Regions from separate parts of the Homo sapiens genome. Here region 2 is linked to region 1. A link is a loop called in an ENCODE intact Hi-C map of the cell type or tissue named here. Cell type or tissue: A673. All regions are shown on one strand. Each heading gives the region's core, and the rest is flanking DNA. Links, peaks and the distances in the headings are about the cores only.

Evidence for each region. Hi-C counts contacts between places; a loop is a spot of excess contacts. Peaks named below come from ENCODE experiments on the same cell type or tissue, not always from the same donor. Only the 100,000 strongest peaks of a DNase experiment are listed, where the experiment ranks them.
Region 2: it touches region 1 in a loop (1.9-fold over the local background); 1 of 110 quality-filtered maps calls a loop at or near these places.

What each region holds. Positions count from the first base shown.
Region 1 is chr7:15,818,112-15,825,300 of GRCh38, forward strand. No RefSeq gene overlaps it. Among named protein-coding and RNA genes, the nearest start is that of LINC02587, 130 kb to the left of the region's middle. In A673, for the core only: no CTCF peak of the experiment used is centred there; a DNase peak (open chromatin) is centred at 3,860.
Region 2 is chr7:15,642,946-15,650,134 of GRCh38, forward strand. The region is part of intron 1 of MEOX2 (mesenchyme homeobox 2); the gene reads right to left. Among named protein-coding and RNA genes, the nearest start is that of MEOX2, 40 kb to the right of the region's middle. In A673, for the core only: no CTCF peak of the experiment used is centred there; a DNase peak (open chromatin) is centred at 4,576; H3K4me3 peaks cover 474 bases; H3K27ac peaks cover 1,193 bases.

The sequences.
Region 1 (7,189 bases), core at 2,411-4,910:
AGATACCAGTCTCCACTTTGTCTCAATTTTTCTAAGTGACTGTTAAGGAACCACTCACAAGATTGGAAGTAGGCAGCACTACCTTCACCACTCACACTGTAGGGAAAGGGAAAAAAGTGTTGAAAATTTCCCACTGACCCGGTGAGTTGTTACTTCATTGACTCATTCTCTTATCTTTCCACTCATAAAGATTGATTGGGAGGCAGTAATGAAAGGGTGTTTGGGAATAGCACAGTTAATTTGGTATCTTCCTAAGAAGATTCTAACGGGGTCTGATCCCCACATTTTTAAAGTTTTTTTATTTTCAATATTATTTATTTAGATATAATTCCACATTGCCTGAAGATTTTAAAGAATATCACAAAGAAACTCATCTACCTAGATTCATCAATTTTATATATATTTTATCATCCTACCCATGTATCTATCTATCTATCTACCTACCTACCTACCCATCTATTTTCTGAAACTTGGAGACAGTAAGTCTCTTTAAATACTGCACTGTGTATTTTCTTAGGTGTCCAGTTCTTTTTAGAATGTGGCAGAATCAGAAATTTGTCCCTAGCTTTTGAATCTAGTGACAAAACCCAGAGCAACTAAGAGTCTAACTCAGCCATACTATTACAAAAACATTCTATAAAGTATAATTTTCCTAAAAAGCAAACTGATAAACAGTAGTCTGACAGAAATTTATTATTATATATCAACTACTTATTCAGGTTTTAAAATATACCAAGCAATGTATTTGTAGTTTTACATACTATTTATTGTTCTTATCATATTTTTCAAATCATGCTATTCTTTACAATAAATTTATGATGGAGGCCTTATTTGAATAAATTAGCCATAAAATATTAGTTCACTAAGTAAGGAAACCTAAAAAGTATTACTAGTTAATGTTGTATTAATTACTAATGTATGTACCTTTATATCAGAAGGGATGAATATTATATTCTATTAATACAAAACATCATTAAGTGGCTAGGAATATGCACTAATTCTAGAAAATTGTACCGATATAGAGCTTACAGCTCTTACTGAATGTGTTTGCTTTAGACAGGGAGTTTGGTTAGTTTAATTTCGTACAGGCTTTACTTCACCCTTTTTCAAGGGGTAGCCCAGTAGTTCTTTGTTCTTGATTCTCAGAGTTGACTACTTGTTCACTTTTCTCCTGATGTCTCAATGTTCCTTTCCATTCCGTTCTACCCTTTTTATTTTCCTAGTCATATCTATGAAAGACTTTGGACCTAGGTGACCTAGGAGAATAAAAAGCAACAGAAAGCCAAATATCTACAAAAAATTCCATCTCTTAGATAGTCCAGGGTAAAACCATTCTAAGCATAACTTCAATGCTAAGATCTTCCTTTTCCCTCGTCATCTATAAGTGACACAATTTGCAATTAAAAAATAGTTGATTTAGCACCTTCTACGTAGCATGCATTACTCAGTCACTTTATACATAACACAATTTAATCTTCAAAACAATCCTATGTGTAACTAATGACTGAGAAGAAATCATTATTGAAAAATATGTGACCAGAATATAAATATTATATACTAGAATATAATCATAATAGAATATAAATATAATAAGATACTAAATACTTAAATATAAATAAAATGACATGATACACACATAATAATATCTCACTATTCAGGGTCATTCTTTTAAAATCATATTTCTTTTCTCATACTATTGGGTGTCATTTGGAGAAAAAAAATTAAGAAGTTGCTTCAGAAGTTCTCCTTTCTTAAACCTCACCTGGTGTCTTCTTTTTCTGCTACCTGTAACAGATAGTATGGCTGGAGCTCCAGTGATTAACTTGGACCAAAAAGTGACTTTGAGAATAGAAATCTTGTGCTAAGCATGGCAGAGCAAAGGAGACTGAATTTTTTAATGACATTGTGAAACCTCCATAACAGCCTAAGTCAGCCTGCCTCCAGACTTTTTATATATGACACAGAAATATAATTTTCTCATTTTATAGGCTACTCTAGTATCATTTTGGATTTTTCTATTAAATCCAAATAAACCCAAAGCTCCTAACTACAAGTAGTTAACTATGTTATATATTTAGGTGCTTGCACTTTATTTCATCATAAGCTCTGCAGAGACATTAACGATTATTAAACAGAAATCAGAGTGTGATCAGAATTTTTTGTTTCAGATATTTCTGACTAAAATATATTCGATACATTTTTTGAAAACACAATATTGGAGCAGAAAACCATTTAGGAGGTTGTTACAGTGATTCAATAAAAAGATGATGAAAGCCCAATCTAGGAAAGCTATACTTAGGATGGGGCAGGGGAAAGAATAAATAAATACTTCGCATCTAAAACTGTCAAGAGTAGACGGAACTAAGACGAGAGAGAGAATGAGGAAGTTCTAGAAACTCTCGAGTTTCCAAAACTGTGTGGTGCAATCAATAGTGTTAGTGAACATTGAGAGAAGAGTCAGTGGGAAAGTTCAACTTTGCACATGGTGAATTTGAGTTATTATGGGAAAGCCAAATGGATATATACAGAATGCAGCTGGATAAAAGAAGACTTGCTGTTGCTTACCAGAGAAATTCTGAATCCTACTTACAGAATGTGTGTGTGTGTGTGTGTGTGTGTGTGTGTGTGTGTTTTATGAGAATAAAAATTATCAACCAGAGAGGTAATGAAGAGTGGAAAAATTCATAAATTCAAGACAAGGCCATGGGGAACCTTAAATTTGGGGGTTGGTGGAGGAAGACAGATGGTCAAAAAGGAGACAGAGAAGAAAGAGTGATTGAGGAACAAAGGTGTTCAAGAATCGTTTCAATAAATGTCATTTCAAGTGACAAAATAAAATGTGCTCAATGCAAGATCACCCTTGGATTGGGCAATGAAGAAGTCATTATTGTTAATGAGAAAAATTTCTGTTGAGTTGTTGAGTTGGGAAAATACTACAGTAAGTTAGGAGCTAATGATAAAGGAGGATGGTTGACCATTCTTTGGGGAAGTTTAGATGAAAAGTAAAAACAAATAGTAATAGGGAGAGCAAAATCTAGACTAGAAGATGATTCCATGACAGCTAATTTAAAAACAAGAGTTTTGAAGTTGTCATTATTAAATACTATTTGACTGATAGCTTTTGGAATAACACCTGTATCAAAATGATGCCCCACATCCTAGGTTTAGAGAAATTTGGTTTCAGTTTTAAATATTCTAAAGGTAGAGGAGCGACTCAATACAAATTCCAAGTTCTGTGTAATTATGGATAAGGTGATAGAGACAGAAAATTATAAATAATTAGTTTGACCGAATTTTGATATCAATAGGAAAAATAAAATAAATCAGGAGAAGAGTGAGAACAATGTGACCATATTAATTGGTCCACTAATATGTTTTTACATGTCTCTTGGCAGTTAGGAAAATAATACACCAACCACATCTGTACTTTTTCAGTCAGCATACAGATCCAGGAATAGACTCTAAATTAGTTAGCATGAAGCCAACAAGCTCATGCAAATGTCAGAACTCACGTTTCTGAATTTCACCATTTCCCAAAGCAAGTTGACCCAATGATCTATATTTGGTGGTGATTTTTATTCCCAGATGTTGAGAACAGCTTTTTTGCTGGCAGTAGGTCCTTGAGGATGCATGTTCCCTAAGCTTTAAATAGCATGCCCTAAGGAATTAGTATTACCCAAGATATAAAAAGATTAATAAGGATTTAAAATTGAATAACTCCAGTAATTCCTTTAATGGATGTGCATTCAAATTATTTCCTTGGTCAGTATCATAACTGCTTGCTTATCACTGCATTCCTAAGAGATAACTCTCTTAATTTAGTGCCCATAGGGTTTCAGTCACAATGCAGTGCTGAGGCGGCCTGCCTTATTTCTTGGCACATAAGCAACCTTGCATAAGTCCATGTGTGAGACTTTGGAGAGCCTATTTCCTTCGATCCCCTGTGTAGCTTCTTTTTAAAGACCTCTGAATTTCTCCTGTTTCTTTCTGGCTTTCATTGAAGATGTTTATTCAACGCAATGTGAGATAATTGAATTCTCAACAAGGAGCTTGATGAATTTTCTAATTCAAACTGGGTACCAAGAGGTGGCCTGTCATCTTTTTCCTTTTGTTGTACTGGGAGAAAAAAAAAGCAAATGAGTCTCCTTGAGAGCAGTTCTCATTTCTGTTTCAAGTTCCCCCAACAAGTCATTAAACATTCTCTGGGTTTTGTCAACAGCCTGGTAAACATCCAGAGAAAGAATCAAAATAAGATTGTTTATTTAACATTCTTCAGCTCCAACTGCTGATTAGGGTAAATAGTTTGGATAAAACTCCTATATGATCCAAAAATCACAAAAAGAAAACATTAGCTATTGGGCAAGTTTAGAATGAGTTAGAAATTCTTTAAACAGCACAGACATTTTTACACACTTTGATATTTTCTTCATCTTCTACTCATCTTGTGAAGGCAATGTCAGAGCTAAACATGAATGTTGAACAACCACTGAGAAAGCTCCTTGGAATCTAAGTGAAAATGCAGAGAGTGATTTCCAGAACAAGCTATAGGCTGGAACACCTAAAACTCAGTGCTGCTCTTTAAGTAACTGAAAGAAGTTGAGTCAAAATAGCACTTTCCAAGGGCTGCCTTTTCAGACTTTGGGCAAAATTTGTACTGATTCTACTTATCTCCAGAGAACCCAATAATTTAGCCAAAAGAGAAAAAATGTTTCTAATCATCAGGAAGACTTTTAGGTTTATAGGAGATCAGTCAATAATATGATGCCTCATTTTATATAGCTGTGCAAGCTTTTTAAAGAAAAGATCTATCATAATCCTGAATAAAGATCTAGTGAAATATGCTGCTAATATATTTTTTAAAATGTTATTTTCTTCTTATGACCTCTAATCCAGATTTCGGTACATTAATTGTGGTTCAATAAGTGCGATATTTAGCAGATCAATTTTTTTTTTTTTTTTTTTTTTGAGACAAAGTCTCACTCTGTCGCCCAGGCTGGGGTGCAGTGGTGTGATCTTGGCTCACTGCAATCTCTGCCTCCCAGGCTGAGGCAATTCTAATGGTTCAGCCCCTCAAGTAGCTGGGACTACAGGTGTGTGCCACTGCACCCAGCTAATTTTTGTATTTTCATTTTAGTAGAGACAAAGTTTTCCATACTGGCCAGGCTGGTCTAAACTCCTGGCCTCAAGTGATTTGCCAGCCTTGACCTCCCAATAGATCATTTTTTAACATGAACTTTAACATAAATTTAAGATTCTGAACAGGCCACAAAATTTCCTCTACCAGCCTTGCTCTTTTTATCTGTCCTGCTCCAAATTAACTAATATAGTTACAAGGGCCATAGGATAACACTCACGCCGATGCATTCATGTCTTTCCTTAGAAAGTTCTCTTTTCCTTTTTCAAGGCTGATTATAATCCTTAGAATGACTTCAAATGACACCATGAAATATTATTTTACTCGAAATAATGATTGAAAGACAAACTATCATTCTGCAGATTGGATATTGGACAGTTCCTCAAAAATGAATAAAATGAGCCTGGCACTTTGAGAAACGCAAGTGACAATAATTGTGATAAAATTTGAGTTGTCAAAAGAAAATGAAAATTTTGGAAAATGTTTATCTACCACCATGAGTTTGGTAGTTTCCTGATACTTAAAAATATGACTTTTCAATAATGTATATCAACCTTTGGAGATCTACATAAGCCAATAATCTATTATTTTACAAATGAGTAATGTATTAAGTTACAAAATCATATATGAGAAAAAAGCCATCTAAAGTATAAGATAAACCAGTAGATTTTGCTCTAGAGGGTAAGAAAAGTTTGTTGATATAATTTCGGATTCTTACATTCCAACTAACTTGAAAGAAAATACTACTTGTCAGGTGTTAATTTAATAACAAAGAAGAGTTATCTGCAATTATTTCCATTCTCCTCCTCTTTTCAATTATGTATCTGTGTAAAAGGAGATTTTCTTCATATACTTCAAGAAGAAAAAAATATATTGCTACAGAGTAATTCCAGGAAAAATATAAGAACCCAACTGTCTTTGATTAAGATATCAAAGAGATTTCCAAAAATGTAAAATAATACCATTCTTCTGGCCAAATTTTTGAATATATTGGTTATTTTTCAAAATGACTAATATTAAGGACAATTTAAAGTTGCAAGTATAAATTTATCCATGAAAAATATTTCCAAGGAAATGCAACTTTATAAACTCTAGCTCATTTTATTTTTTAATTTTTATAAAATTTGGTTCCATTTATTTTTTGAATCCAAGCAAGTTATTTGCCTAAAGAAAAAATATATCTAATCTCATTTAAATTGAAGGATTTCTTAATGATTTTACATTTGATGCAAATCCTTTTAATCGCTTTCTTCCCACCTAAATTTGGTGAAAGGAGGATAATTTGAGATGGGGTTGTGCAGGTGCTATGAATCTCAGTGGAGCAAGGGAGTATTAACTTCTCAACCTTGATCTCAGATCACTTCGTTTACCGTATATGGAGTAATTTGTCATCTGGTTCTCTACCTTGCTGGTACTCAGGGATTCCTCAGTGTTGCCCAATGGGTACTGGAGAACAAGTTAAGTAACCTTATGTGAGAAGAGGGATGAAAAGCATATTGATTAGAAATTTGAAATACTATCATTACCATGTTGATAAATATAGAGAGAGCTGGGTACAATGGCTAGCACCTGTAGTCCCAGTTACTCAGGAGGCTGAGGTGGGAAGATGGCTTGAGCCCAGGAGTTCAAGGCCAAGGTGGGCAATACAGTGAGACCTTGTCTTAAAATATATATACATATTTCATCTTTTCTTGTTTTCTTGTTACATCTGCTTTATAAATAATATATTGGGGACATTTTTTCTTATTATTACATATTCCTCTAAATTATAATTTATAAATGTTGCATCATATTTTATCCTGACATACTTGATCTAAGAAATTTCATTTACATATTTCCATGTCATCATTATTATAAACAATTAGCTTAAGTGAACATCTGTTCAACTCTTCACCCAAATCTTTGTATTCATTCATGATTATTTCATTAAGACAAATTCCTAGCAAAAAATTATTGGGTCAAAAGCTCTATATATTATTACAGATCTGGGGGATTTTTCAAGATTATTCTCTAGAACAGATGTACAATTTAGAATTCACCAAGAACTGTATAAAT
Region 2 (7,189 bases), core at 3,076-5,575, 170 kb before region 1:
TGCAGTGCTTGTGGTCAAACTCACTGTCTCCTACAAGGATAAAGTGTTGGAGGTCTAGAGAGGCTTATCTTGTTCCTCCCTGTGCAGTTCTGTCAACAATTATATTGGGTCATGCAGTTTATGCTACAGGTCAATAGGTAGCTCTTGCAAGTAAGAGCCAGTTGAGTTCCCTACAATCATGCCAGAAGTTGTGATGGGACATGCAGTTTGACCTCCCAGCCAGTAGGTGATGCTTGCAGGTGAGAGGCAGTTGCACTGTTGGCAGTGGGATTTTTGCTTGGCCTTTGTTGATCAAAGGAAGTATTGGTATGTCCCTGGTGAAGGGTGGGGCTGGGGCTCCTGGGGGTATGTTCTGCACTCTGCTGCCAAGGTAGCTGGAGGTGGCAAAGCTGGGTGACGCTGGGTCAGGCAACTCAGCCACCAGGCTCTCCAAGGCAGGTACAAGCACTGACCTTGGTCAAGGTCTAGGGGCAGCTCTCAGGCCACTGGGCCAACCCTTCAGTGGTGTCCCTCCTGTGCCACAGAGCTCCCATAGGGGAACAGGGGTGGGGGAGGGGGCTGCGGTTTGCAGCCCAGCAGACAGACATGAGTCATGCCCAGGGGAGTCTTCCTCCCATGTCCAGCCCAGCAACAGGCCTGAGCTCATCCCAAGGTGTCTGTTCCAGGTCACTGAGCCATTTTAGGCTTTCCAGACTGTGGGACTCCCAGAGGGAAAAACTGCGGCTGTCAGGCCACACACCCTTCACATTACAGTTTCATGAAGGGAGGGGTGCCCAGCCGCTGTGCCCCTAAACAAACCTGTGCCACACTCTTCTCTGTTTTCTAACAATGGGGGCTCCTCCTGTAGTCAAGATCAAGCCATAAATCCCATTTTCATGCCCCTATGCAGTGTGCTTGTGTCCTGGGGCACTGGGACCAGACCAGCAGTTTTGTCCTCTGGCCCTCGGGGTCAAGCATCACCTGTGATGGGGTTGGTGAGCTGCTCCCAGGCCACCAACAAAACAAGACAATGCTGTGGCCCCACTGCAGGAACAGTCAGGCAGGCAGTCTTGGTTGCAGGGGTGGCTGGAAGGCAAGGCAATATGTGTTTAAGATGCATCTTGCTCCCCTGACAATGGCTGTGGACCTGTCTTGGGTGCATGAGAGTGTCTGGGCTCTGTTTTCTCCTAGCCTAGCAGACAGCAGGAGCTGCAGCTGTTCAGTGCAGGATGAGGGCCTTGGGCGATGAGCACTCAGAGTCACATTTTCATTGTAGCTGCCCAGCCCAGTAAAGCCTTCTGGGCCTACCTAGGTTCAAGCAGTGCCTCTATATGTTCTCCATTTGGCTCCCTCTGCCAATCCAAAGGTCTGTAGGGGTTGTGGAAATTCCTGTTCCTGTAGCTAGGATCTCAGAGTTCTGTGGCTAAATATGGTGCCTGGAGTTTCCCTCTTTTACCCCTTATGATAGAATTTCAGTGTTTTCTCTCAAAATATTTGTTCAAAGTGTTTCACAAGGAATCTAAAAGAGCAAAATCCTTATATGCCTGAAACAGAGGAGGATGGAGAAGAACATAGACCCAAGAAAGTTCTCCAAGAAAAGGTGAATCTGCTCCTGCACCTTGGACAGATCTGCAGCACAGCCTTTCCTGAGATGTCACTTTCTGCAGCTCATCTCCTTGCTCCAGGATTTGAGGGAGGTGCTCTGGACATGATTTGGATAGTGGCAGAACCCAGAAGGATGAGAATGCAAACCCGGCCTTGAAAAGAAAATCCAGATTTTTTCTATTGTCAATTACTTATGCAATATATGAATCTTTTTCTGGAGTAATGTACAGTGAATTATACCCAGTTGTGTGCTGGTAGGAGGGAAGAAATGCTCGTTTTGTACAATTTGCCACTTCCCATGAAGTAAATACACCCACCAAAGGGGATTCCAAGCCAGTAAGCTAAGGTGACTTCAAGAGGGTTACAAACTTCCTGAAAATTTAACGGTCAGCTTCCTAGAGCCTCTACTCACTGGCCCCAGAACGCCCACTGCTGTAATACCTTACTAGTTCACAAACTGAATCCTGGTATTCAGAAGCTGTCATAAAATAATAGATAACAATCTCCTTAGTGATAACCTAATAAAGAAAGAAGATTAAGGTAAGGAGGTATGATTAGCTAATTTGAAAGTTCTCTCAATGACTAGACAGCAGTATTGAAAGTGATATTCTAAAAGCTCATCTATAAAACTGATAATATTTTTCTGATTCATTAATAACCTTTCTTGTAGTGTTAATCTGACAATCAATTCACCAAAACAGGTAAATCACAGGGGCTATGCAAATGTCATTGTAAGGAAGGAAATTGCTAGGAGTAGCCATAAATAAGTACAAAAGATTTCTTTTTAATCATGTGCATTACATAGTAAGCAGTGTTCTTTAAATGAAATAACAGCTATGACAAATCTAAAGCATTGAGAAAAGATATCAAGGAGAAACCAAACACCCTTTTATATCCAAATACCGAAATGTAAAAGTATAGACATGGGCTCATACCAGTGAAAAGAAACACCAAATTCGCCATGACTGCAATAATATTTTTCTTTTAAGATGGATGTTGGAATTATTTTTTATTGAAAATATTTCTACATTGAAATTACTTAAGGAATTTACAGCTTAAAGCAAACAGAAATGTAAAGAATTGGTTGGTAAAAAACACCCTTGGTAGTTATTGAGTACCTGAATTATCTGGGGACTATTAACAAAGAAAGAAGCATTTCTCAAGTGGTATCTTGGCTGTCATGCTATTTTTAAGTACTGGACAATGAAAGTAAAATATGCAGAGTGCCTGACCTCTAGAGAGAGTTGGCTTACCAATAGTAAACAGAAGGGAAATGATCACGGAAATATATATATACCTTGTATTCTGAGAAATGTGTATGAATATTTTTGTGCCACAAGCATTTGTGTGTGCATATGTGTATGTCCTTGTGGCAGTACTAAAGGAAAGTGTTTCTGGTTTATATCTTCTCTTTAAGTACAGGATCAAAGGAAATCTTTCATAAGTAGATGCCTAATACTCAAAATTAAGAAGAATGTTTATGTGATAATATGTAAGTTAGTAGCCACACAATAAATGCTAATTACTCTGCATTAAAACCCTATATTTTGTGGTGGTAGCTATGAAAATAAGAATAGCAACAAACTTGGCATAAAAACCTCTGTTCTAGTCCCTGTTTATTTATCTGATAGTTTTAACATCTCTCTACTCTTAGTTTACTCCCTGACTTCCAAATTTTTGTAAATGAACAAATGGGATAATATACGTGAAAGTATTTTATAAACTCCCCCATAAATAAACATAAATTTTCTTCTTTGGAAACTTCCTATAGCACTTATATCTTCACAATATAATTGTGTTTTTTCCTTCCCAAACCTCAGTTGAAATGACATTGGCTTTCTATTATTCTACTATCATCTCTCACATAGCTACACAGCTACTTCTTCCTGCTCTGGAATATATGATTTCTCAACTGAGGGAGATCCTCTTTGTAACATACAAAAGTTCAAAATTTGAGTTTGACAAAGTATAGTCAGTAAAATCCATGATATTAAAACTCTGGGTTACTGAAAATATTAGTTGTTTGATTATATTTTAAATCCTTATTATTTTACAAACAGAGCTCTATCATACTTATCTATGAAAATGTCTTCTTAAAAGAAAGTACTTCAAGGAACATAAGAAGGTTTTCATAATGGAAGAAGTCTCCATAATTCGTAATTACATTTAATCACATATTTGAAAAGAGCACCAATATTTGTCACTTAAAAAATCACACTGACATAAAACTAATGTTCAGAATATGAAAGATTGATATACTAATTAATGAATGAGCATTTACTCTTCTTCTCTAAGGTGACAGTTGATTTTAATTAATGTTTTCTATTTATTAATATTCTGTTATCTTCAAGACACTATATTGGCTGTGTTTAAGTGCTTATGTCAAAATATATTTGCTACATTAAAGGCAATTTATATACAGTATTATCTACACATCCAGTGCATTTATATATCTGGACATACTCCCCCAAGAAACAAATATAGTAAGTATATATTTATTATGTTAAACTATAGCTAAAGCTTGCATTTTGTTTGATGCTCATAAGACTCATATATTAGAAATATTCCTTAATTTAGTTATTTCAGTACTTCTACAGGAAGAAAGTTTTTATTAGCTAAGTACATTTGTTTTTGATAGATATCATGCCTTAAAAATATTAAAGTTTCTGTTGAGAAAAAGGTAATCATCCAATTCCCAGAAATCTATGATACTCAAACATACATAAAATGAGTGTTGGAAGAACATCACAATTGCTTATTTTTACCAATAATCCAAGTTTGCCTCATGAACCCACCATAGCAGTATCTCAGAGAGGTTCCCATGCTTTCAGCATTAAATGGTAAGATATTTCCAGACATATGGCTGCAAGCTACATTTTAGTAAATTCTCTAGCTAAGCTCAACAAGCATTAAGATTCTGCTTATTATGCAAGAGTCTACTTTGATGGTTCAATTTCTTTGTCTTCTCATATTACAGTATTTCCTTTTCTTAGCAATCTTATGCATTAGCATAGACATTCTCAAGGATAATGATCTAGGTTCTAAAATGTAAAGACAGGAAGCTCAATTTTATGGAACATGAAACTAAAGCTGCTGTGAACAGTCGCTGTATAATAATGGCAATGCTAGATGGCTGAAACTTTATAATTATTTGTAACAGCCAACAACAAAAACAAATCATGAAAAGTTTTATTTCAATTTTCTTGAAATTACTAAAACGTAGTTTCTCATTTTAAAAGATAATCATTTAATAAAAGAGTAGGACTTTTAAAATTTAATTGACCTTAAAAAATGATCACTGTTTCTAGGATTACCATGGAGGCATTAGCTCATCTTCTAATAAAGAAATGACTTCAGAACTCTCCTTTATTTTTAAACTTCTCAATTTACAGACCATGTTTTGGATCACTTGTAAGAAAAATTCAAATAATGGAAACATAATAGTTTCAGAAGCATTTCTTTTACTCATTGAAGTTGGGGAATCTGGCCTTCAATATGCTGAATATTAAGATGTTGATACTATCAGGCTAGAGATAGTCCCATAGCATGCAAATACGTCCTTAATGACATATATTTTTAATTAACAGGTATTTAAAAAAAATCAAAAATAGACAAGCTTTACGTGTTTTACATTTTTAAGTTTTTAAGATTTAATGTAATGTTTGCTTCTCTGAATTATTATGAACAGCATGAATAAATATTTACAGATAAAACACAGCTATTTAAAGAAGTAAAACTGAATGAGCATTATTTAAATGAATAAAAAGCAATTTTAACCCTACAATCGTAATAAACGAGATTGCTTTTTCCTTAAAATTGTAACCAACTATACATAAAAAATAATTTTATGCCGGTGCGGATGAAGGAATAAAAAGAAAGCGTAAATTACATCCCAGAGTATACAAAAGAGAGATTGTATCTGGAAAGTTTAAGATGGCTCTCTTTTGGAAACTGTATAATCACTGCTGGGATACAGAGGAAAGGATAGCAGGCCGGAGAAAGGGATCTGGGTCCTTTATTGTTACCATTAAAGTCTTACATAAAACTGTCTCCACATTCCATAAAAATGCCATGGTGCTTCAGGAAAAATACGGACCTGAGACAATAGTTTATTTTGGCTGGGACTGAGGTTCCAGAACTGAAGAGTTACTGCCAGAAATAGAAACCAGCTTTGAGAAAAAGTTAACTGAACTAGGATGTAGCGAAAGTGCTGCAGCATCAATAACCTAGCGCTTCAGAATCTGAATCAAGGGTTCTTTGTTTAGAACCTTGTAACATAATTAATCACCCAGAGGAAGTAAAGAGATTTGAGGTTGGAGTTTAGTTACCCAGGGAATTCCCTCTTCCTTTGGCACCCACTTGCCAGCACGACTATAAAACAGGAGCAGAAATGCCTCACTCCATAAATGATTAATAATAGCTGATTTACATGAAATTAAGTTGTTCCCTTGCTGAGACACAGTTGACCTGAATTCTGGGAGGCCCTCCCACAACTCCCTGAGTAACAAAGCAAGTCACCATCTCCAGGATTCCTCATCTCTGTTTCCATTACTCTTTCTTCCCAAAATGGGAAATTCTGCAATAGCCATGCATATGCTGATCTTTTCTATAAATAATTTCCATATCTTAAACATTTCACGGTTTTTAAATTGTTAACTACCACATGAATTCCACTCAACAAATACAGTATTTATTGAATGCTTACAATGCAAGGTATTGTTTTAATAACTAGGAAACAAATTGTAAGTAATATATTATGTAACTTCATTAAGGAGCTTATAAAAATAGTGTGCAGTAAGGGTGGGGGGAGACATCAGAAATGGACAAAAATAATTTCAAAAATAGCTAAAACATCGAAGAACATACTTTGTACTAGAAAAGAGATAGAAGCATCTATGGATGATGAAAGATGGAAAAATCACATAAATTGAAGAATCATGAAGTTTCACAAGCAAATTACATTTATGATAGTTCTTCTAGAAAGGACAGAGTTTCTGCTATGGCAGAAAAGAGCTTTCCAGATGACAAGAAAAATAAGAACAAAGACTTTAGGTTAGGGACTGACTAGTCAGTGCAGGAAACAGTGAGTATCTGGAATATAAATGGGAGAGATGGCAAAGCTCATTTCAGAAACATGGTTAATGCCATGTCGATGCCATGAATGAATGACAAGCTGAGGGACGAAGTTGAACATTTTTGAGCAGAAAAACTGTTCTGTGACAGCAATGAGTATGGGGTATTGCAAAAGTACAGATGTCCAGGCAATGGTATCATGGGGCTGAGTAGATCAGGACACTATGCTGCTGATAAGCCATCAGGAACTCAGGACAGGGGTCTTGCCCTGCAGAGAGCTTATATTTTTGGATAAGCAAGGCAGAGGTCTCCATATTAAGCCAACGCTGTAGAAATTAAGCAGAGTGCTAGAACCATATTAAATTGCCACAAAGCAATTTGGTCCAAACTCACAAAGTTGGTGACCAGATAGGCCCAAGCCTATAGATCAAATGTTTTAAGGATCAGTAATAAATAGAGGTGGATCTCAGGAGAGTTCTCACCAGTCCAGCTCTTCTAATTGCCTACTGGGAAATTCCACTTGGATGTTTGG